4 separate regions of the Homo sapiens genome follow, and all the other regions are linked to region 3. The links are chromatin loops, found by intact Hi-C in ENCODE. Cell type or tissue: ascending aorta. All regions are shown on one strand. Region 1 overlaps PTPRE (protein tyrosine phosphatase receptor type E). Region 2 overlaps PTPRE (protein tyrosine phosphatase receptor type E). Region 3 overlaps PTPRE (protein tyrosine phosphatase receptor type E). Region 4 overlaps PTPRE (protein tyrosine phosphatase receptor type E).

What was found. A loop is a pair of places that touch in the nucleus more often than their neighbours do. Peaks named below come from ENCODE experiments on the same cell type or tissue, not always from the same donor. Only the 100,000 strongest peaks of a DNase experiment are listed, where the experiment ranks them.
Region 1: it touches region 3 in a loop (2.9-fold over the local background); 20 of 110 quality-filtered maps call a loop at or near these places.
Region 2: it touches region 3 in a loop (3-fold over the local background); 5 of 110 quality-filtered maps call a loop at or near these places.
Region 4: a loop joins it to region 3, with 2.4 times the contacts of the local background. A loop is called at or near these places in 12 of 110 quality-filtered maps.

What each region holds. Positions count from the first base shown.
Region 1 is chr10:127,975,839-127,980,838 of GRCh38, forward strand. The region is part of intron 1 of PTPRE (protein tyrosine phosphatase receptor type E); the gene reads left to right. Among named protein-coding and RNA genes, the nearest start is that of PTPRE-AS1, 44 kb to the left of the region's middle. RefSeq lists an enhancer at 1,532-2,032. In ascending aorta, no CTCF peak of the experiment used is centred here; a DNase peak (open chromatin) is centred at 1,983; H3K4me3 peaks cover 798 bases; H3K27ac peaks cover 2,901 bases.
Region 2 is chr10:128,009,415-128,014,414 of GRCh38, forward strand. All of the region lies in intron 2 of PTPRE (protein tyrosine phosphatase receptor type E), which reads left to right. Among named protein-coding and RNA genes, the nearest start is that of AS-PTPRE, 51 kb to the right of the region's middle. In ascending aorta, a CTCF peak has its summit at 2,119 (motif pointing left); a DNase peak (open chromatin) is centred at 2,107.
Region 3 is chr10:127,916,854-127,921,853 of GRCh38, forward strand. All of the region lies in intron 1 of PTPRE (protein tyrosine phosphatase receptor type E), which reads left to right. Among named protein-coding and RNA genes, the nearest start is that of PTPRE, 12 kb to the left of the region's middle. In ascending aorta, a CTCF peak has its summit at 2,661; DNase peaks (open chromatin) are centred at 1,888, 2,638 and 3,248; H3K27ac peaks cover 3,233 bases.
Region 4 is chr10:127,988,376-127,993,375 of GRCh38, forward strand. All of the region lies in intron 2 of PTPRE (protein tyrosine phosphatase receptor type E), which reads left to right. Among named protein-coding and RNA genes, the nearest start is that of PTPRE-AS1, 57 kb to the left of the region's middle. In ascending aorta, no CTCF peak of the experiment used is centred here; DNase peaks (open chromatin) are centred at 2,646, 3,046 and 3,565; H3K4me3 peaks cover 263 bases; H3K27ac peaks cover 2,446 bases.

The DNA of each region.
Region 1 (5,000 bases), 59 kb after region 3:
GGACTGCTGCTCTGAAGTCCCACTGCACTACCCAGTGTGGGGAGTCCTTGTGGCAAGCTACCCTATATCTCTGAGCCTCAGTTCCCCCTCTGCAAAGTGGGTCTAATAACAAACTCCTCATATGAGTATTGAGAGGATGCAGTGATCCCTGTTGGGTGCTTGGCGGGGAGTCTGGCATGAAGTTCCTGTCCTTACAGTGGCTGTTTCTTCTGCAAGGGTCTTCTCTTGGTGGCAGTTAACACCGTCCATCCCTGTCCTCAAACACTAGATCCCCTGCCAAGAAGCTACTCATAGGGCAAAGATTTTTTTAAAAAACATGACAGTGACTGTCAGTATCTGAGAAGTGTCCATGCCCAGCGCCAAGAGGTGAACAAATTCATAGCTCTCCCCTCTGGGGCTTGGAGGGCACCCCTACACCTCGGAAGGGAGCCTGGAATCAAATTGCCATGTTTCCAAATTTGATACTGATAATAATGGCATAGACAGACGAGGCAGTATGGAAACCAGCAGACACTCGTACTTGCAAAGGAGGATTTGTCTGGCTTTCTAATTTGCATGTTTCCTAATCCAAAGAGGGTGCCTCAACCGTGGAGTAATTAGAGAGTGTGTGCCTTGGTCGGGGGAGGAGGGAGTTTGAGAGGCAGGCAGGGATGCACGTGGATCTGTGCTGAGCAGCTGCCCATGAATAATTTCTAAAAGTTGCCAAATATTTAGAAGTCCTGCTCGTCTGTCATAGACTGGCAAAAAGGATGGTTGAGAAAAATGGGTCTTTTTCTTCCCCCAGGCTTAGCAACATTGTTTTAAAGATTTCATCTCCTTTTCAAGGTGGTTTAACGCTGTGGGGAAGGCAGGATAAGATTCTACTAAACTCCTTCATGTCAGGGAGGGCTCCCTCCCCCAAGTTCAGTAGCTCCTTCTGTCCTGTCTTTCATGCATTAGAAAATATAGACATTAACAGCTTTACTGTTGCCTGGAAGGTAAACAAGGAAGCTGTGAGTATGATATCAGTGCGAATCTGAAGCCTAGATGATTCAGAAACGTTTTGCTTTCTTCCATCATTTGAATTACCCACTGGAAGCAGAATGAAGTTGTCCGATAGAATGCAGAGACAGCCGCAGGGGCCGTGGCTGCGGTTCTGTCCATTCCCCACTACACTTAATTAAAGTGATGAGGTCTCTGTTATTTTTTTATTTGGAGTAATGATCCTGCTCTTTGACCAGTCCATCTAAAGTAATGGTCATAGTCATGGTGCTTAAGCGTTACTGTGATTGAGGGTGAATGACAGTTCTTGCTACCCCAGTGCCCTAATTGATCAGGACAGCTCAGTGTCTTTTGGGAAAAACTGGAGTCCAAGAGAAGGCAGCCAGGATTGAGGAACTTGGCTCCGGGAGCTGGTCATTCACAGTAAGACTGCTTCAAGGTCAGTATCTCTGGCATTTAACTGCATGAAGTGGAGTTTTATTCCATATCCTTTCTTTATAAAATTTTAATACATCATGAAAAGTTCACATTTTAGATATACTCATAGAAACATGTATGTAAACATGTTAAAATAAAATGTAAATGCACTTCCAAAAAATTCTTCAAGGTTGCTACTCGTTTAAAAGACTAGCTTGGAGATACGCATGCTACACAAGCCACTCAGCAACCTACATTCTGCCCACTCGAATGCTTGTGGCGCCTTAAGCCAAGGTTGTGTGTAAAAGGCATTTTCCTTTTGTCCGAGTTTGGAAAGATTGGCCAGTTCTGTTCATCTCAGAAGTAATTTGAATGTTTCCCTTAAATGGAATAGTTCCGAGGGACTGATTCTAAATGCTGTAGTTTTATTTTCTTCTTTGCAAGGTTAGGATGCACAATAACGTCGCTCCGTCTTTCCATATCTTGTGAGTAATCAGGACCCAACCCAGCAGCCTGGCCACTTCCTGTGGGCGCCCTCACTGGCCTGACCTTGCCTGCCCCTGCCCCCCTTCCTAAGGGTGGATTTCCCCTGTTCCGATGTTGTCACCATGGCTTTTTCCCAGGGCCTTGTCGGGCTCCCTCCCTGCTTCTGTTCCCTGGAAGCAGAGTGGCTGCAGCTGTGAGCTCCAGGGACTCACCAGCCAAAGCTCCAGCCAAAGCTCCAACTCTGTGGCCAGGCTGGTCCAGGCCTCTGTGGGCCAGGCTACTTCCAAAGACCCACTTCTCCCACAGTAAATATATGGCCATCCCGGGGCTTTCCTTTCTGGAGGAGAGAACATAATGGAGCATCCTCTAGGACAGGAAAATATTTTAAGGAATAATCCAGTATCATTATTGCCATCTGCAGAATGCCTTTCCTACACCATTCCTACACTAAAGGAATTACAGCTTCACTGGGAGGAAGGAGATATAGACAAAAGAAGCAAAACAAAACAAAAACAAAAAAAAACAAGCAGACAAGCCTGGGTATAGTGGCTCACGCCTGTAATGCCAGCACTTTGGGAGGCCAAGGTGGCTGGGTCGCTTGACCCCAGGAGTTCGAGACCAGTCTGGGCAACATCAGGAGACCCTGTCTCTACAAAAAATACAAAATTAGTGGGACATGGTGGCGCACACCTGTAGTCCCAGCTACTCGGGGGGTGGCTGAGGCAGAAAGACGGCTTGAGCCCAGGACATCAAGCCTACAGTGAGATATGATCGTGCCACTGAACTTCAGCCTGGACTATAGAGTGGGACCCTCTCTCAGTTTAAGAAAAAAAATAAAATAAAACAAGCAGACAAACATACATTGCAATGTAGGATGGCTTCCTCCGGGAGGCCTAGCCAGGAGTGGGTTCAGCAGCCCCGGGCCGGCATTGCCGCTGCCCTGTCTCCTCGCTCTGTGATGCTGGTCCAGAGCCTCACCAAGCCTCAGTGTCCTCATCTTTAAAGTGGGTCTCACCGGCCGGGCTTGGTAACTCATGCCTGTAATCCCAGCTCTTTGGGAGGCCGAGGAGGGTGGATCACTTGAGGTCAGGAGTTGAAGACCAGCCTGGCCAACATGGTGAAACTCCATCTTTACTAAATATACAAAAATTAGCCAGGTGTGGTGGTGTGTGCCTGTAATCCCAGCTACTCAGGAGGCTGAGGCAGGAGAATCACTTGAACCCAGGAGGCAGGGGCTGCAGTGAGCCAAGATCCCGCTACTGCACTCCAGCCTGGGTTACAGAGCGAGACTCCATCTCAAAAAATAAATAAACAAATAAAAATTTAAAAATAATAAAGTGGGTCTTGCCTTACCTACTAGGATAGTTGTTAGATGTGGGAGAGATGCCATAAGCAGTGCCCAGGGCACTCCACAGCCCGAGAAATCTAAGCTCATCTCTCCTTCCCCTTGCTGGAGGACAACAACGTTCAAGAGAACAACAGGAAGCTTTCCCATGAGTGGAAGGATGTTGTGTCAGCTTCTCACTGACCCCACTTCACGGATCTGTCTGCTCAAACCAACCTCCCCAACCCCCAGCTTTTAAATGTGCCTCTTTCACAGTTTCCAACTTGTTGCTCAATATTACAGTAGCCATCAGCGTCGCAGTGTTGGCCTAATGGAAGTCTTCACTTGGTAAAGGTTTACTTTAGAGAACATTATGATTGGTTTTTGCTCTAATTCTTTAAGAAACTGATAGTTGTGGTTTCCTACTATCATGTGTGAGCCACAAACCAATAAAATACCTGATCTATTTGTAGTACAAAAATTAGCGGAATGTGGTAGTGCACACCTGTAGTCCCAGCTACTTGGGAGGCTGAGGCAAGAGGACTGCTTGAGCCCAGGAGGTTGAGGCTGCAGTGAGCCATGATTGCACCGCTGCACAATAAGGCAAGAGTTCAGTGTATTCTTGCCTTATTTTTTAAAAATCAGCTGCAAGTTTAATTTCAAGTTATGATTTGTGTTTGATTGGGGTTGTCAATCGTGCAACCATTGGCAAAGTGCCAACAGGTTCTACCAAAATTGGTCTTTTCCCATGTGGTTTTAGTCTGGTTTGACTCAAGCCTGCTGCCACTGTCTGCAGCCCTGCTCCAGAAACTTCTGCATGGCATTGGGTTTTATTTTACATTAAAATAAATCAGCATTGCATTGGAAGATTGATCATTTCTATCAATCCTCTTGAGATATTGGAGGTATAACTTCCATTCCTGGCTTCTTCCCTTGCTTGGCCCCAGTCAAACATCACGAGTCACTCTTTTTAGCATCTTTTCTGGTTCATTTTGGGGAGTGGAAAGGATGGACTCTTGTAATAAGTTATTCCTACAAAAAAGCAGTTCCCCTATCTGCAGTGATCCTCAAGTAATCATTTCTTGCCCAAAAACCAATGCCCTCTCAGTCCCCTGCCATCATGCTCTATGTAATACTGGGTTCCACTGCACCCTGGAAACCCTCTGTGCTTTAATATGTTACTCAACAGATTTTCCCCGGTTGTTTTATATAGCTGCCCCAGTAGGTGCTTTGGCATTATATAGACTATCTTTTAAATTTTATTTATAATTGTTGTTTCCATATACAAATCCTTTTTTTTTTTTTTGTATTAGTAACTTTATACCTTGTGACCTTAACTCATATATTGCCTCTAGTGGCTATTTTTGAATCCTTTGGGATTTTCTACATAGACTATTATGTCATTTGAGAATAAAGTTTTATTTTTTTCTTTTCAATGCTTATGTCTTTTAATTCTTTTTCCTAACTTATTGCATTGGCTATGATTTCCAGGATAATGTTAAATAGGAGTGGGACAAATCCTTGCTTTGTTCCCAGTGCTGGGGAGAGGTATTAAGTCTTTCACCATTAAGAATAATTTGAGCTGTAGATTTGCCCAAATAGACTTAAAATTCCTTAGTTACCAGAAGTATTTTTTCTGCTTCTTGGGCTTCAAACACACCTCATGGGTCAGCTTTTAAATGTATAACAATATACATTTAAACAATTTTTTAAAAATATAACAATTTATAACAACTTTTAATTGTGTGCTGTAGAGTCTTTATTTGATATGATTTAAAATATCTAGTTTTGT
Region 2 (5,000 bases), 93 kb after region 3:
CGGGGAGAGCTGAAGGGTGCGGCAGGTTCTGTGAGACTTGGTCTCTGCTTCAGGGCACGGAGCTGACATTTGCAAAGGCCCCCTGTGTGCCAGCCAGTGCCAAGGGCATGCTTCTTCCCTGTGGAGCTTCCCCCGAGGTGCAGCGAGGTCACTATTGTGCCTGTTTTACTCTGAGCCGGAAAGAGCTGGCCCAGAGCTACACGGCTGGTGGACTGGAGCTCGGGTCGTCCTGAACTTGTGGCCCAGGCTCTTTGCAGTGCGTGTGCTGCAAAGGACAGCCCTGAAAGATGCTGAAAAGAATTCAGTCATTTAGGTTTTAAAACTTGGGCTTTCCCAGCTCCTTCATTGTTTAAATATCACCAATGAAATGGAGGAAATTTATTTAGCACATAATTGTAGTCTCGTTTCATATGAAGACAACAACATTTCTCTCTTGTTTCTGAGTGGTGGCCTCACCCCCCTCCATGGCCAGGAGTCAGGGGGACATATGAGTCACCGTCCAAGCCCTGACCCTTATGAGAGAAAGCAGGCAAGACTGATAATTGCACTGAGCAATGACCATGAGCTGAGATGGTCTGGAACTCACAGGGGCACGTGGTCACCCTATTTATAGAACATCTTACAGTGATGAGGGCCATTCATTCATTCATTCACTCACTCACTTATTCATCCCTCAAGTCCTTCTGGGCAGCCCCTGGGTGCCAGGCCCTTTGCTGGCCGTAAACCAGGCCGACTTGTCCCCAGCCCTTCCAGCCTGGATACCTGAGTGGGGGTGGTTTGTAGCCCCTCTGTTCTCACACCAGAGATTACTTCCCATTTTATAGGTTGCCAAATGTACATGAGCGCCCACACACAGAAAATGGCAGAGCCCAGGGACTCTGAAGCCTGGTGGTTGAGGTATGCCCAGCCTTTGCTAAAGACAGCAGAGAATAGCTTGGCTTGGGGAATTGAAATTTTTTCTTGCCTGAGAAATATGAGAACTCCTCCCTTTGCCGGGGCACAGATCCCATCACCACCAGGTCAGGGAAGAGACCATGCGGTTCCCAGCCCAGTGCTCTCTGCCTTTTTCTCTCTCCTACTTCCTTCTCCTCTCAACTTTAGATCCCCAGCCACAACCGTCAAACCCTGTTCCTTTTCTTTTCTTTTCTTTTCTTTTCTTTTCTTTTCTTTTCTTTTCTTTCCTTTTGAGATGGAGTCTCGCTCTGTCGCCCAGGCTGGAGGGCAGTGAGGGCAGTGGCGCGATCTTGGCTTACTACAAGCTCCGCCTCCCGGGTTCACACCATTCTCCTGCCTCAGCCTCCTGAGTAGCTGGGACTACAGGTGCCCGCGGACACGCCCGGCTAATTTTTTGTATTTTTAGTCGAGATGGGGTTTCACCGTGTTAGCCAGGATGGTCTTGATCTCCTGACTTCGTGATCCACCTGCCTCGGCCTCCCAAAGTGCTGGGATTACAGGCGTGAGCCACTGCTCCCGGCCTTAAACCCTGGTTCCTTAAACAGCTGGTAACCCATCCATTAAGCGGAAGGCAGGCAGAAGGTTCGTGTCCCAGGAGCCACCCGTCTTCCTGAATTGCCACCCCTGTCCTAAGCATGACACTTCATTTGTACATACTTTGAGTTATAGTCTCCAGAATAATTAATTTTAATATTTATGGAAGAATCGATTCCGTGGGAAGAAAGCCAATTTCCTGAACATGGCATGCGGTTTAATGGGTAATTCTCTCTGTCATTCTAGGCAAGAAAAGTCCATTTGGGTGTTAAATTTCTTGGCTGGGGTAGAGATAACAGACCCACAGATTGTAAAATTCCAGGCTGGGACATGGGTGTGAGGATGACTTTTGGGAATTCAGATGAATCTTAGAATGCTAGTTCCTAATTAATCACTGTAACACGGCGAGTGAATGGAGAGGAAAAGCTATTTAAGAACAAATGTTTGGGCATTGGTGAAGTGGTTACGTTTCTAGAGTGATCCTGCAAGGATACTGGTTGAGGTGACTGGGGGACCCCGGAGGAGGCGCGGGTTAGGAAGGTTCTGAGCGTGGCCTGGGCGCACCAGGCGGGTGCGCGGTAGACGTTCCTGTGGCTTACCCGACGGTGCCACCTTCTGGTCACCTCTGGCATAGCACCCGGGCTTCAAGCTTGGCGCATGCGCGGAAGCGTCCCCGTAGCCCGACCCCATCCCTAATGCTTCCAAATTCAGGTGCTAAGTTGAGCCCATAAAATGCAAAGTTATAACACCATTTCACTAGAAATTCCTTTTAGGACACTCCTGTCACTCTATGCTTCCTCTATCTGTCCTGTTGGGCTGTGAGCATCCTAGGGGCTCCCCCCTCCACCCCAAGAGGGTGCCATGGCTGGTGCCCAGCCAAGCTCAGCAACTGTGGGTGCCTCACACGTGCCAGTTCACAGGCGGTGGCCTAAACACCTGGAATGTGGCTGTCACTGTCCCCCTCCCACCAGCTCAGAGCAGAACCTGGGCCAGAGAGTCCACCTGTGTCCTCACCCATCCTAAGGGCGGAAACTGTCCCAAGATCAGAGAAGGGAAAAACCTCTAAGAGACAGATGACATGCCCAGGGTGACAAGATAGACAGCCCAGGTGTGAACCCAGGTCCACCTGTCTCCTGGCTCAGAGTGACAAGATTGTGAGCCTGGGTGTGAACCCAGGTCCACCTGTCTCCTGGCTCAGAGTGACAAGATTGTGAGCCCGGGTGTGAACCCAGGTCCACCTGTCTCCTGGCTCAGAGTGACAAGATTGTGAGCCCAGGTGTGAATCCAGGTCCACCTGTCTCCTGTGTTGGGGCTCTTTTCAGAGTGCTGGCCGCCTCCTGGAGCCTCCCAATGCAACTCACCTTTGCAACTCAAGGGTGATTTTAGGGCAATAAAATGCTCCAGGATAGATCTGACCTTGTGGTCACTCAAGAGTCCAGCAACTTCCTGGCCAATAAACCAAACTTCTCCTTGCCCTGCACCTGTGAGGTCTGGCCCATCCTCCCCATGAGCCTGAGCTAGTAAATATCCAGTGTCACCTGCTACCCTTGCTTTGCTGAGAAGCCCCAGATGAAGCTCCTCACCATGGCAGCGAGGCACCCACCCAGCCTTGGGAGAGAGGCTCATGCCATCAGCTTTGTCCTAACAGCTGTGCTGTTGAACGCCTGGGTTTCTGCTCAGCTCAGGAGTCATTAAGGTGCACCTGCTACTTGCTAGGCATGGACGAGGCATCATTTCCTGTCCTTGGGAGCTTCACAAGAGCAGAGGTGGGGGCTAGCTCTGGTGGCATATTCAGCACCTAGGACACCTATGTCAAATACAAGGATTCCAGTAATTTTTCAAAAGGTTGGCACCAGCCACTCCCCACAACCCTACCTTGAACCCACTGAAGTCTTTTTCAGGGGAGTGTGGTCTCCCAGTTAGACTAGAAATCCCTGGAAGGCAGCAAGGTTGTCGAATCTGGTTAATTAAACAAGGCCTCCTTCCCTGCTCTGTATCCAGAAGACAGTCAGTAAATATTTGTTAAACAAATAAACACATTTCTATTACTGGCTCTTGGTCAGTAAAATCAGCATTTCTTTAAAAATTCATGAGCGCCGTAGTGCTTCCCACTGTGAGAGCAAGCCATGTTATGAAATTGGCATGAATTTTCTATTAAAGAGAAGAGTCTATTTAATAAAATACTCCCAAAGGGTAGCTTTTTGGGTTACTGCTGTGCTGCATTATAATTTTCTATAATTACATGCTGTTGACTGTAGTTTACCAACAGAGTGTCAGTAAAGAAAAACGTAACCCTGGAACTGTATTACTTCAAGTGTGTAGCCTTACCAAATGGAAACTCATCGGTTAGCTGGGTCGAGGGTGGCAAAGAGAGTGTTCTCCGAAGTCGTGAGTAGAGGAAACATAAAGTTGCCCTGCAGCTCTCAATGTGTGCGGTCAAAACAAATAGCTGGGGGGATCTGTTAGGAAACCTGTTGGGATAATCTAGAAATGGAGGGAGAATCCTATCTTGGAGCGCCACTGGGGGCTGCTAGTAGAAAGGAGTTTGATGGACAGCAGCTTTAAGGGGCAGCACCTGCTGAGAAAAGCAATCCTTTAAACGGTCACATGGTAGACAGAGGAGGGATGTGCTATGATCTGAATGTCTGTGTCCCCCCCCAGATTTATATGCTGAAATCTGATCACCAATGTGCTGGGTTGAGGAGGCGGGGCCTTGGGAGGTGATTAGGTCATGAAGGTGGAGCCCTCTTGAATGGGATTAGTGCCCTTACAAAATAGGCTCCAGGGGACCTATTTGTTGAGGACACAGCAAAAAGGTCTTGAACAGGCAGAGGGCCCTCCCCAGACACCACATCCGCTGGCACCTTCATCCTGGACTTCTCAGCTTTCAGAACTGTGAGGAGCTTCTGTTGTTTACCCAGTCTAAGATATTTTGTTATGGCAGCTGGGCTGACTAAGACAGTGTGTAGAGGGAGTTTCCCGAAGGCAGGGCTGTGTTTGTTGTGTTCACCTTTGAATGCAAGTAGGTGCCAGTAAGTAGTGGAATGCATGCATGTGTGCGTGCAGGAGGCTACCACGGAATTAGACAAGACCCAATGTGCCCCTACCTCTGCCATTCTCTTGAAGTGTGCCTCAGGCCAAATTGCCTGTCCTCTCTGGGTCGTGGTCATCTCTGTTCTAGATGAGGATTCTGATCCTCCGTCCCAGACTGGCTGGCAAAGCAGGAGATGCACCACCCTAACAAGTCTGATGAGGACCAGGGCTTTGGCAGGGACCCCAGCTCCACAGGTCCCCTCCAGGCACTGGCAGAGGGTGCGTCCCCTCACAGCTGGGGTGTCCAGGGAGGTTGTGAAGCAGCTTCTCTGAGTTATAAAATATGGAGCGTTCTCTCCTTAGTTGCAATTTGGGGTCAAATGTTCTCCCAAACAACCGGAGGAGCAGTTATAAATAATGCATGCACATTGTTTGGCCCAATTAACATTCTTCAGAAGATGGGGGCAATTCTTTGAAGT
Region 3 (5,000 bases):
GAAAAACGCATGTGTGCACACAGTCATTTGTATAGTTTCAGCAAGTCTTTCCTAACACCCCTCCCCCCATCCTGAGGCTCACAGGTTCCAGGTGTGTCCCCTTTGTGCGGCCTGGCCAGCCCCACAGAGCCCAGCAGCATGCTCAGCTGTGAGTTTGAGAAGGGGTCCCCTGCTGGCTGTGTGTGGAAAGCCAGAATGGAGGTGACGGGGGAAACCGACTCAGCAGGTTGGATTTATAGGCAACATGACCATGTGGGTGAGAGGATGAGAGTGAGAACCAAGGCCCCGCAGTTTTCGGCCAGGGTGACTGGATGCATCCGGACCAGACACAGGCTTACGAGATGATGGTGCGCCCAGGGTGTGAGCTGAGTTTGAGGGTGCCAGAGGGGGAAGCCGCTCCAACATGTGGAATCCAAGCAGCTGATTCCAGCAGGGAGGGTCTGTCCAAAGGGAAGCGAAGAGAGTTTTTCAGCATGAAACTGATGGTGCCAATGTTTGTGCTTCACTGCGCTAAACTGTCATCTTTCTGTTAAATTTGGCTTACAGGGCCAGGTGCAGTGGCTCATGCCTGTAATCCCAACACTTTGGGAAGCTGAGGTTGGAGGATTGCTTGAGGCTAGGAGTTTGAGACCAGTCTGGGCGACATAGTGATACTGTCTCTAAAAAATATTAGCCAGGCATGATGGTGCATGCCTGTAGTCCCAGTTGCTCCGGGGGCTAAGGCAGGAGGATCACTTGAGCCCAGGAGGTCGAGGCTGCCATGATCATGCCACTGTACTCCAGCCTTGGTGACAGAGCGAGAACCTGTCTCAAAAAAATTTTTTTTATTTTGAAAATTGGGTTACACTGTACATTCTTAGGGTCTAGACAATATTCCTAATAAAATGCCATGTAGGCTGGGCACGGTGGCTCACACCTGTAATCCCAGCATTTTGTGAGGCCAAGGTAGGTGGATCACATGAGGTCAGGAGTTCACAACTAGCCGGGCCAACATAGTGAAACCCCATCTCTACTAAAAATACAAAAATTAGCTGAGCACGCTGGCACGCACCTGTAATCCCAGCTACTTGGGAGGCTGAGACAGGAGAATCGCTTGAACCCATGACACAGAGGTTGCAGTGAGCTGAGATCACACCACTGCACTCAGCCTGGGTGACAGAGTGAGACACCATCTCAAAAAAAAAGCCATATAATGATGGTTGTTGTCATCAGAGAAGTCGGCTCACAGGGGGTGATGTCTCCTGCTCCCACTTACAAAGTAGGTGAGAATGATCTCGAGAAGCTCCATGAGGTGACCCTCAGCCTCTGATGGGGACAAACAGGAGTCACCCTGCTCTCTCTCTGGCTCCCATGACTCTTATCTAAAGACCTCAGGCTGGCTTGGAGCACCCCCTTTAAACTTCCTTTAAAAAAGGAGAAAATCGGCCTGGTGCAGTGGCTCACGCCTGTAATACCATCACTTTTGGAGGCCGAGGTGGCCAGATCAGGAGGTCAGGAGATCAAGACCATCCTGGCTAACACGGTGAAACCCCATCTCTACTAAAAACACACAAAAAATAGCCCAGCATGGTGGTGGGCGCCTGTAGTCCCAGCTACTCAGGAAGCTGAGGCAGGAGAATGGCATGAACCCGGGAGGCGGAGCTTGCAGTGAGCCGAGATCACGCCACTGCACTCCAGCCTGGGCGACAGAGCGAGACTCCATCTCAAAAAAAAAAAAAAAAGAGAGAAAATCTATATGGAAGAAATGAAAATTATTGAAGGAGCTTGGGGAAAAGGCTGAAAGAATCTTGGCTGTTCATGCAAACCAAGTCCCAGGGCTGGCTTCATGGCTGTTGGGCAACCCCTGCCCAGTCAGCATCCTGGCAGTTGTCACTTTGGCAGAGTCGGAGGACAGACACACAATGACAGCAAGAGCAAAGGCAGGGCCTGCCCGCGAGGAAGAGCCACGGCTGTTGAGCGTGGATGTGTATTTCTCAAGGAGTATGAAGGAGTCTTTTTGCAAAATTGCAAAGAACTGGCCTGACTGGGAAGTGCAAGAGTTATCTTCCCTTCAGGGAAGAGGGAAGTTTAACTGGGGCCTCCTTGGGCTGGAACACATCTCAAAGTCATGGTTCTTGGAAACCCAGGGTGCATTTATGGACAAGTCTATTATAGGAGTTGTAGGTGTATCTTGAAGATGCAAAAATTCATTTTGTACCTTTATTTTACACATCAGACCTTACCCAGGTACCATTCTGTGCTGGGCAGTGCCTAGGACTGAGGCAGATTTGGCTCCATTGGTGTGCCCAGGAAATGGACTTCATTGCACACTGAAGGACCAGCCCTTCAATGCATTGTCTTCAAATAAAAATGAAAATTTCACTCATTTCTGGTGATTTTCTCAATAACCTTTCTCATAGGTTTGAATATAACTAGAAACATAATTTTTGTCCAAGTCTTTCAGTTCACCAAAAACCAAAGTTAAATTCTACCCTTGCGCTTTAGATGTTAACAATTTGAGAAGTTTGGCGAACAATTCCATCTCCTTATTTAGAGCCAGAGCTGGAGGCCAGCTGCAGATGAGGAAAGGGAGACTTGCCCAGGGGCACGCTGCCTGCTCCTGCCACCCGTGGGCTGCCTTCTTCCTGTTCTGTTCTGTGCTGCCTCTAGTGGACTGACCCCTTATCCCTCCTTCCTGTGCCTGCAACACGGCTTATGGTGCTGGGCCTCAGGAAATGGAGGTCCCTCATCTGCATCCATAAGAAGAAAGCCCGGGTTATTCATCTGTTTAGACAGAAGTGCACTCCAACCTTTAGCAGGATCTGAAGGTGAGAAGCTATGACTTCATTACTGTGCATCCATCTTTTGTCTGCTTGGCCCTAGTCCTCTGGGTGTGGTTTCCGCCTGGCAAATTACTTCCAGGAGATGCTTGAGAAGGCAGTAGCGTGTGGAAACATCTTATGTGCAGCATGCTTTTGTTTACAAATGATTTATTATTGGTTATGTCAAAATACACATCCTGAATGAATGGGCAGTGCTGGGTAGAAATCAGTGACATCAATCGTGGTTATTTTACTTAGCAGTGGATTTTTTTTTTTTCCTTTTCAGTGTAGTAGTAATTTGTAAATGCTTTATGGAGGTTATGCTTTCTTTAGTGGCTTGGCATCTTGGAAATTGGAGCAGCCAGGCTCGGCGTGCTGTGTCCATTTTTAGCCCTAGCAGGCAGGAAGTGTGGCCATGCTCTCTCAGGGTAACTGCTGCGAGTTTGTGGCTAGAATGATGTTGGGTGGGAGTTACTCAACTGTTTGAATGCAATGGGCTTAGCTAATGGTAAGAAAGTGCGTGGAGCCTGGGAAGCAATTGATAGCTGGTTACCCTGAGCTCAGCCTCTAGTAACAAATGACACAAGGCATTTGTGAAGGCTGGAAAGCCTCCGTGAGAAGAGCACCTTGAGTCCCACTGGGAAGGGGCAGCCCCTTGGAGCATGAGGGGTCTCTTGCTGCCTCTGCTTTGGGTCTGGCTGAGGGTCCACTTTGCTCCCTGACCCCAGCCAGGGTACCAGTTCCCAGATTGCTGGTGGGCGTGTGACAGCTCATGTGGCCAAGCACCCTGCCCTGCTTCTTCAAAGCTCCTAGGTGGGGGAGTCCCAGTGGCAGGGCAGAGGGACCAACCCCCATGGCTGACTCAGCTGTAGTCCACCCAGATTGCATTTATGGGTAAGTCTACTAGAGGCACTGTACCCGAGCCTGGGGCAACCCTTCTTCTTTCGTGGACTTCCCTGGTCTCTCCAGGACGTTTCAGTGCAAATGCAGCTGTGTGATACCACCCCATACACTGGCGGGGCTGAAGGGAGGTTGGGTTCCGTATCAGTCAGGGACCTTAGGGATGCACGAGATGGAAATATGACTCAAGTTCAGTCAAGTTCATAGGGGCGTTGACTTACAAAACTGAAAGCTCAGGTACAACTGGATCCACATGGCCAGATGTTGCCACCAAGGCCCTGGCTCTCTCTCATATGTGCTCTGACAGACTCAGTCCTGTGGGGCCTCCAGCAAACTCACATTCTGTCTTCCCTGTGTAAGGAGAGGGCGTTTCCCTACAGATCAACCCAGACATGAGTCTCCTTGGCTCTGACGAGCCAGGCTTGGATAACTGGCCCAACCTCAAAGCTTCCTCGGTGTCTGGGGCTTGCCCTGTTCTGATAATCCAGGCTTGGGCCCTCTGTCTTCCCAGGGGCCAGAGGTGGAAACACAGCTCCTTTGGCAAGTGTCCTATTTTCAGTGGGGGTCCAGGGCAATAAATGAAATACTCGTTACGATAATACCAGCGATCACTGGTGTTGAGGGTGCACTTGCTGAGTGCCAGCCAGATCCTGCTCTAAGCACTTGGACATGTTAACTCGGTCAGTGCTCACAGCTGCAAAACCAGGTGAGGGCAGCAATTAGTGCATTTTTGACAGAAGGAACTGGAGGCCCAGATAGGGTAGCAGCAGGGCAGGGATTTGAAAAGGGATTGAGACCAATAATCCCCAAGACGGAGGAGTGATGCCTATGTGTGGAAGCAGGGGCCACACGGCTGCTGGGGATGGGGTGGGAAGAGGCGTCCTGTGGCCTCCAGGCTCACTCAGGGAGCAGTCAGATGGAAGGCCGGGGTAGACACCTGGACCTGCCTGGGAAGGGCTTTAGAATCACAGGAGGGACGTGAGCTCCATCTTGAACTGGGGGAGGTGATGCCAGGGATGTGGACGTCTATAGGGACTGGGCTGGGGGCACAGAGCTGGGGGCCAGGAGAGGCTCACTGAGCTGTTGCCCAGCAGGGCTGTGCCTCAGAGTCACAGGGGAGGTTCCCGAGAGCCTCCTGCTTGGACCCTGCTCTCATGATTGGCTCCAAGTTCTACAGTGAGGCCAGGGCAGCTGCATTTTTTACAAAGCTCCCCCAGGAAATTCCAAGTGTGGCCAGGGTGGAGAATGCCAGGGTCTTCTGTAGGGTCCCAGAATGAGGTCAGGACTTTCTTCAATGCA
Region 4 (5,000 bases), 72 kb after region 3:
GCTCTTCGCAAACTTTGCCTCCAGGGTTCAAGCGATTCTCCTGCCTCTACCTCCTGAGTAGCTGGGATTACAGGCACCTGTCACCATGCCCAGCTAATTTTTGTGTTTTTAGTAGAGATGGGTTTTGCCATATTGGCCAGGCTGGTCTCGAACTCCTGACCTCAGGTGATCCGCCCACCTTGGTCTCCCAAAGTGCTGGGATTACAGGCATGAGCCACCCTACCTGGCCTGCGGTGACTTTTTAAAGCTGCTCATACACATGAACATAAAGATGGAAACAACAGATGCGGGGAACTCCAAAAGGGAAGAGGGAGGGAGGAGAGCAAGGGTTGAAAGACTCTCTATTGGGTACTATGTTCACTATTGGGGTGATAGGTTCAATAGAAGCTCAAAGCCCAGCATTGTGCAATGTACCCATGTAAGAAACCTGCACACATACTCTCGAATCTACAATAACATTTTTTAAAACTGCTTATTATGTTGCAGAGTTTGGTAAAAATTATTTAAAATGGTAAGAAAGGAAGGATCTCTGTGGAACTACTGAACAAAAACATGTCATGTAATAGATTTTCTGGGTAGCTTTTCTCCTTGTTTTGAATAGAAATGAGCATAAGCAAAAAAACGAAAACTGGATTTGTGTTTATTTTATGATGAGGGCTGTTTCAGTTCTAACAACTTTTAAAAAATATGTTGATAGTATTTAACTGATTTCAAACAACTCTACCAAGATTCATCTGCTATCAGAAATGGTGCAGATTTCATGTTCAAGTGCTATAACATATACATATAGATAGCTTCTTAAAGCTATATATATTATATTTTACATATACATATTATATATTTAAAGCTATCATGTTAGCATGTTGCTGCTGAGAAATGAATTTTTTTAAATCTCATGTTTGTGAAATTATTATTTAGAAAAACAGGATTTGCTCTATTTCCTGTTTTTCCAGATAACTTACATGCCTTATGCTTAAACAAAAATTGCATTTCTGATAAGACACATACATATGGAGCACTTATTTACAAAGCATGCTCAAATTCATGATCTCAAGTGGGCCCCCTAAACATGCAGAGGCAGCAGTCCAGGCATGCCTTGTCACCTCTCCCTTAAAGAGGGGAAAACAGAGACCCAGGCAGGCTGGATAAGTGAGTTGTAGGACAGTGGAAAGGAAGTGCCAGTCCCCAGCGGTGCTCTCTCGGACTGAAACGCTGCTCCTCTCCAACTGAAAAAACAGTCGGCTCTCATTACCACCACCAAAGGTGAAGTTCAGACCTGCCAAAAGAAAAACTTTTCCGTTATGAAAAATATTATTTGACAGTTATGCAAGTGACAGAGAACATTAACAAATAAGAACATATCCTGTGGATTCTGCAAACGGTTTGCTGGTTGATAATTATATTTTGGAACAGTTTTATGATCACTTGAGTTGATCTTGGCCAGAGTTCCCAATTATTTCTGCATGTTATCTGCTGACCAAATCCAGCTTTCTAATCTCTTTTCACACACTTGGCATGTTTCCTTCCAGCACAGCCAGTAATTTGTTCATTCGCTCACTGAGGGTTTATCGGGTTTATCAGGTATCTCTTGCAAGCTTATAATTGTGCAAGATATTGAAAAATGAAGTGGTTGATTCTAGTTCTAATTTCAGGAAATATTGCTTAGAGAGCCAATGTTTGAGTCCTTTCTCTACTAAGTATAAATGTGTGTTTTGCCCAGGAGCCTAGAAAAATGATTGATTAGAAAGATTTTAGTTCTGGAAAGTTGAATGGCCTCTGTAATCCCAGCACTTTAGGAGGCTGAGGTGGTTGGATCACTTGAGGTCAGGAGTTTGAGAGCAGCCTGGCCAGTATGGTAAAACCTCATCTCCACTAAAAATACAAAAATTAGCCAGGCATGGTGGCACGTGCCTGTAATCTCAGCTACTCAGGAGGCAGAGGCAGGAGAATCACTTGAACCCAGGAGGCGGAGGTTGCAGTGAGCCGAGACTGCACCGTTGCACTCCAGCCTGGGTGACAGAGCATGACTCCACCTCAAAAAAAAAAAAAAAAAAAAAAGAAAGAAAAGAAAAGAAAGCGGAGTGACTTAGACTTGTCACTTCATCACTCTGAGTCACACCTTCTTGGTCTAAAACATAAAGGGCTGGGTGAGAATTGTTTAAAGACATCTTCAAGACCTAGAGTTCTATGCTCTAGGGTGGTGCTGGTCTGGATTTGGAGTTAGCAACAGAAATCCCCAGAAAGTAACTACTGCATGTGTCGGCCATGACGGGGACCAGCCGCACTCATCCCCTTGTCTTGCAGGATGTGTCTGCATGTTTTGGGGTGAATGTTTTGTCATCTTCCTATGAGAAAGCAGCACTGGCCTAGGGGCTTCCTCCTCCTGCCTCGCTCATTTGTTTTTGCTCTCTCACTGCTCTCCAAAAGAAGCAAGAACATTTTTTTAAAAAGCATTTTATTAATGGAAAATTTTTATTTGAAATATGGTCATTTCCTTTTTATAATGTTGCTTCTATTCAGGAAGGAAAAGCTGAGAATCCGTGGGCTTTGATTTTAAAACTCAAACAGAAATGTTAGTTAATAAAACAAAGGTATTTTTCCCACTGTTCTGAGGGCCATTCTGGCAAATGGTTCCGGGGGCCGCGTGATGGTTTATGTTGCTAGAAGAAGTGATTCACTGGGAAGGTGAACCACTTCATCTCGTCAGAAACCATGGAAACCCTCGATATCACTCTGTTCCCCTCTTAGGGGAGTTCTCAACAGAAGACACACTGGAAAGTGGATGTCACCGGGATGAAGTTAGAAATCCCAAAAGTAGACTATTTGAGCAAGATCGAATTCAAAGGCATCACTATTTTCAAAACCTGTTTTTGGCTTCCTTCCAATCTGAAGCCAACACCGACATTCTGTTATGCTGTTTCCCGTTGTGGGCGGACTGACTTAATTTTTAATGAGTGATTCACTACCCACGGCTGTATATTTTCCGCCTGCTGAGCTGAGAATTAAGTCATTTTCCTTTAAAAAATTCTTTCTGATACCAGCTGAGTAATGTGGTTCTCAGTGTTTGAGACAAGGAGGCATGTTAATATCACTTAAGAGAGGGTGTTTAACCTGACCTAGGCTCTTAAGACACGGCAAGCATGACGCCATCATGAATGGAATGCTCTCTAGAAAAGGAGCCTGTCTCATTCAGCTTTCAAAAACATTTCTTTCTATAAAAATATTTTCCAAAGTTGTGCAATTTTTTGAAACATTTTCTGGGGGTAATACAAATCCAATCCATTTGGGAAGTCGCGTGGGAGGTTTCCTAATGGGAAGCCTGGTAATATCAGGTGTTTCCCTACAGTGTTCGCAGGGTCTCACCCCTGTCCACTCTGATGACTCTGACTGGCCTCTGTCCGTCCAGCAGGGATCTGGCAATCCTTTCTGATCCATAATCTTTATTAGAATAGCACCGGAGGTACTTGTGGCCACCAGAGCTATGTAGCTCCTGTCTTGGGCCCCACCCCTTACCAAACTGTTCCCTCTCCTGGGCCCCTCAACACCACTCCTTCAGGATGACTCTGAAGCACAGGCCGCCCTATCTTTACAGTGAGTCCCTCCTGCCTGTCCTGAGCACTGACCAGTGAGCCCACCGGGTGAGCAGCTGAAGCTCCTCCCTGTGCCCAGCACCTCGGGGCCCCCAGGATCAGATTTTACCCAGTAGAACCCAAGAACCTAGAGGATGGGAAACACAGCTAGCAAGGAGGTGGCAGGAGGGGTGCAGATCAGAGGGGTGAGAAAGGGAGGCTGGAGGGGCAGGTGGAGCACTCAGGAGTTAGTCATGGGGAAAACAACATGACCAGAAAAGGAGCAGAGGTGGGGCCTGTGAGGCTCAGGTACCGAATGTCTGTGCTAAGCAACCACGTGGGGGTCAGCAGGTCACCCCTCTTCTAAGGACATCCGTCTCCCTAGCTGCTCAGTGGAGTCACCTCTGCAAGGCTCTAGGGTTCTCGCCATCCAGGTTGGGCCCTCAGAAGAAACTGAAAAGTTCTCGCACGAAATTCATAGCACACTGAAAATACAAAGGGTGGCAGCTGGGGGTCTCTTTCTTTGGGAATGATTTGCTCTTAGCCCAGCATCTTGGGCCTCAGCTCGGGGCTTCCTGAAGCCGAGCTTCCCTGGTGAAGAGGCCCCCTATTCAGGGCAGCTGCTCACCAACGCTCCTGGGCCTCGGGGCACTCAGGAAACACCCGAGTTACCCTCAGGGCCAGACCGCAGGCCTGGAGCCTCTCCTTTTGCTGATGCACCTGCATCAGAAAGCCAGACACCTGCTCTAGAAACCTAGGTACCAGGTCTAAAATCCAAATACAGCATCAGGAGCCCAAATACCTGGTTAGAATCCAAGTCCCCATTCAGAAAACTAAGTATCATGCAACAAATCCAAATACCTCTTCAGAAACTCAAATATGTGGTCAGAAAGCCAGGTGCGTGCCCAGGCATTTGTAATAACCGCGTAAGTGGGAGTCTTCATTTTTCTCCAGAACAAGTAGCCCCTTTCTGAAATTCATCATAAAGCTAAAAAATAAATAAGAATTGTTTTATTTCAGTGAGGCTGTAGTGCATTTTTTTAATGTGTCTGCTGTGTATATCACAGTGTGCCTGGGATATCTGAAAAAGTTTGAAGTTGCCCCGGTCACAGAATCTAGGGTCCTGATTGAAAATGAGCAGAGGGTTGAGGAAATAGACTCACTGAAATTGCGTATTCAGGTCTATGAAAGACAGAGAACTACATCAGGGGTGTCACAGCAACCCAGGGGCTCCTCTTCTAAGTTTCTTAAATCCCCAGGAAAGGGTTTTCTTCTAAGACGTGGTTAGAAGGAAATGAACTACTAATCTTGAGAAATGAAAAGTCAAGTTCGGAGAATGGCCTGACAATTCGCGCTATCAGAGAGTGCATGTTTTCTCTAACTCCCATTTTCTACTTTATCCATAATTTATATGATGTGTGACACATAACT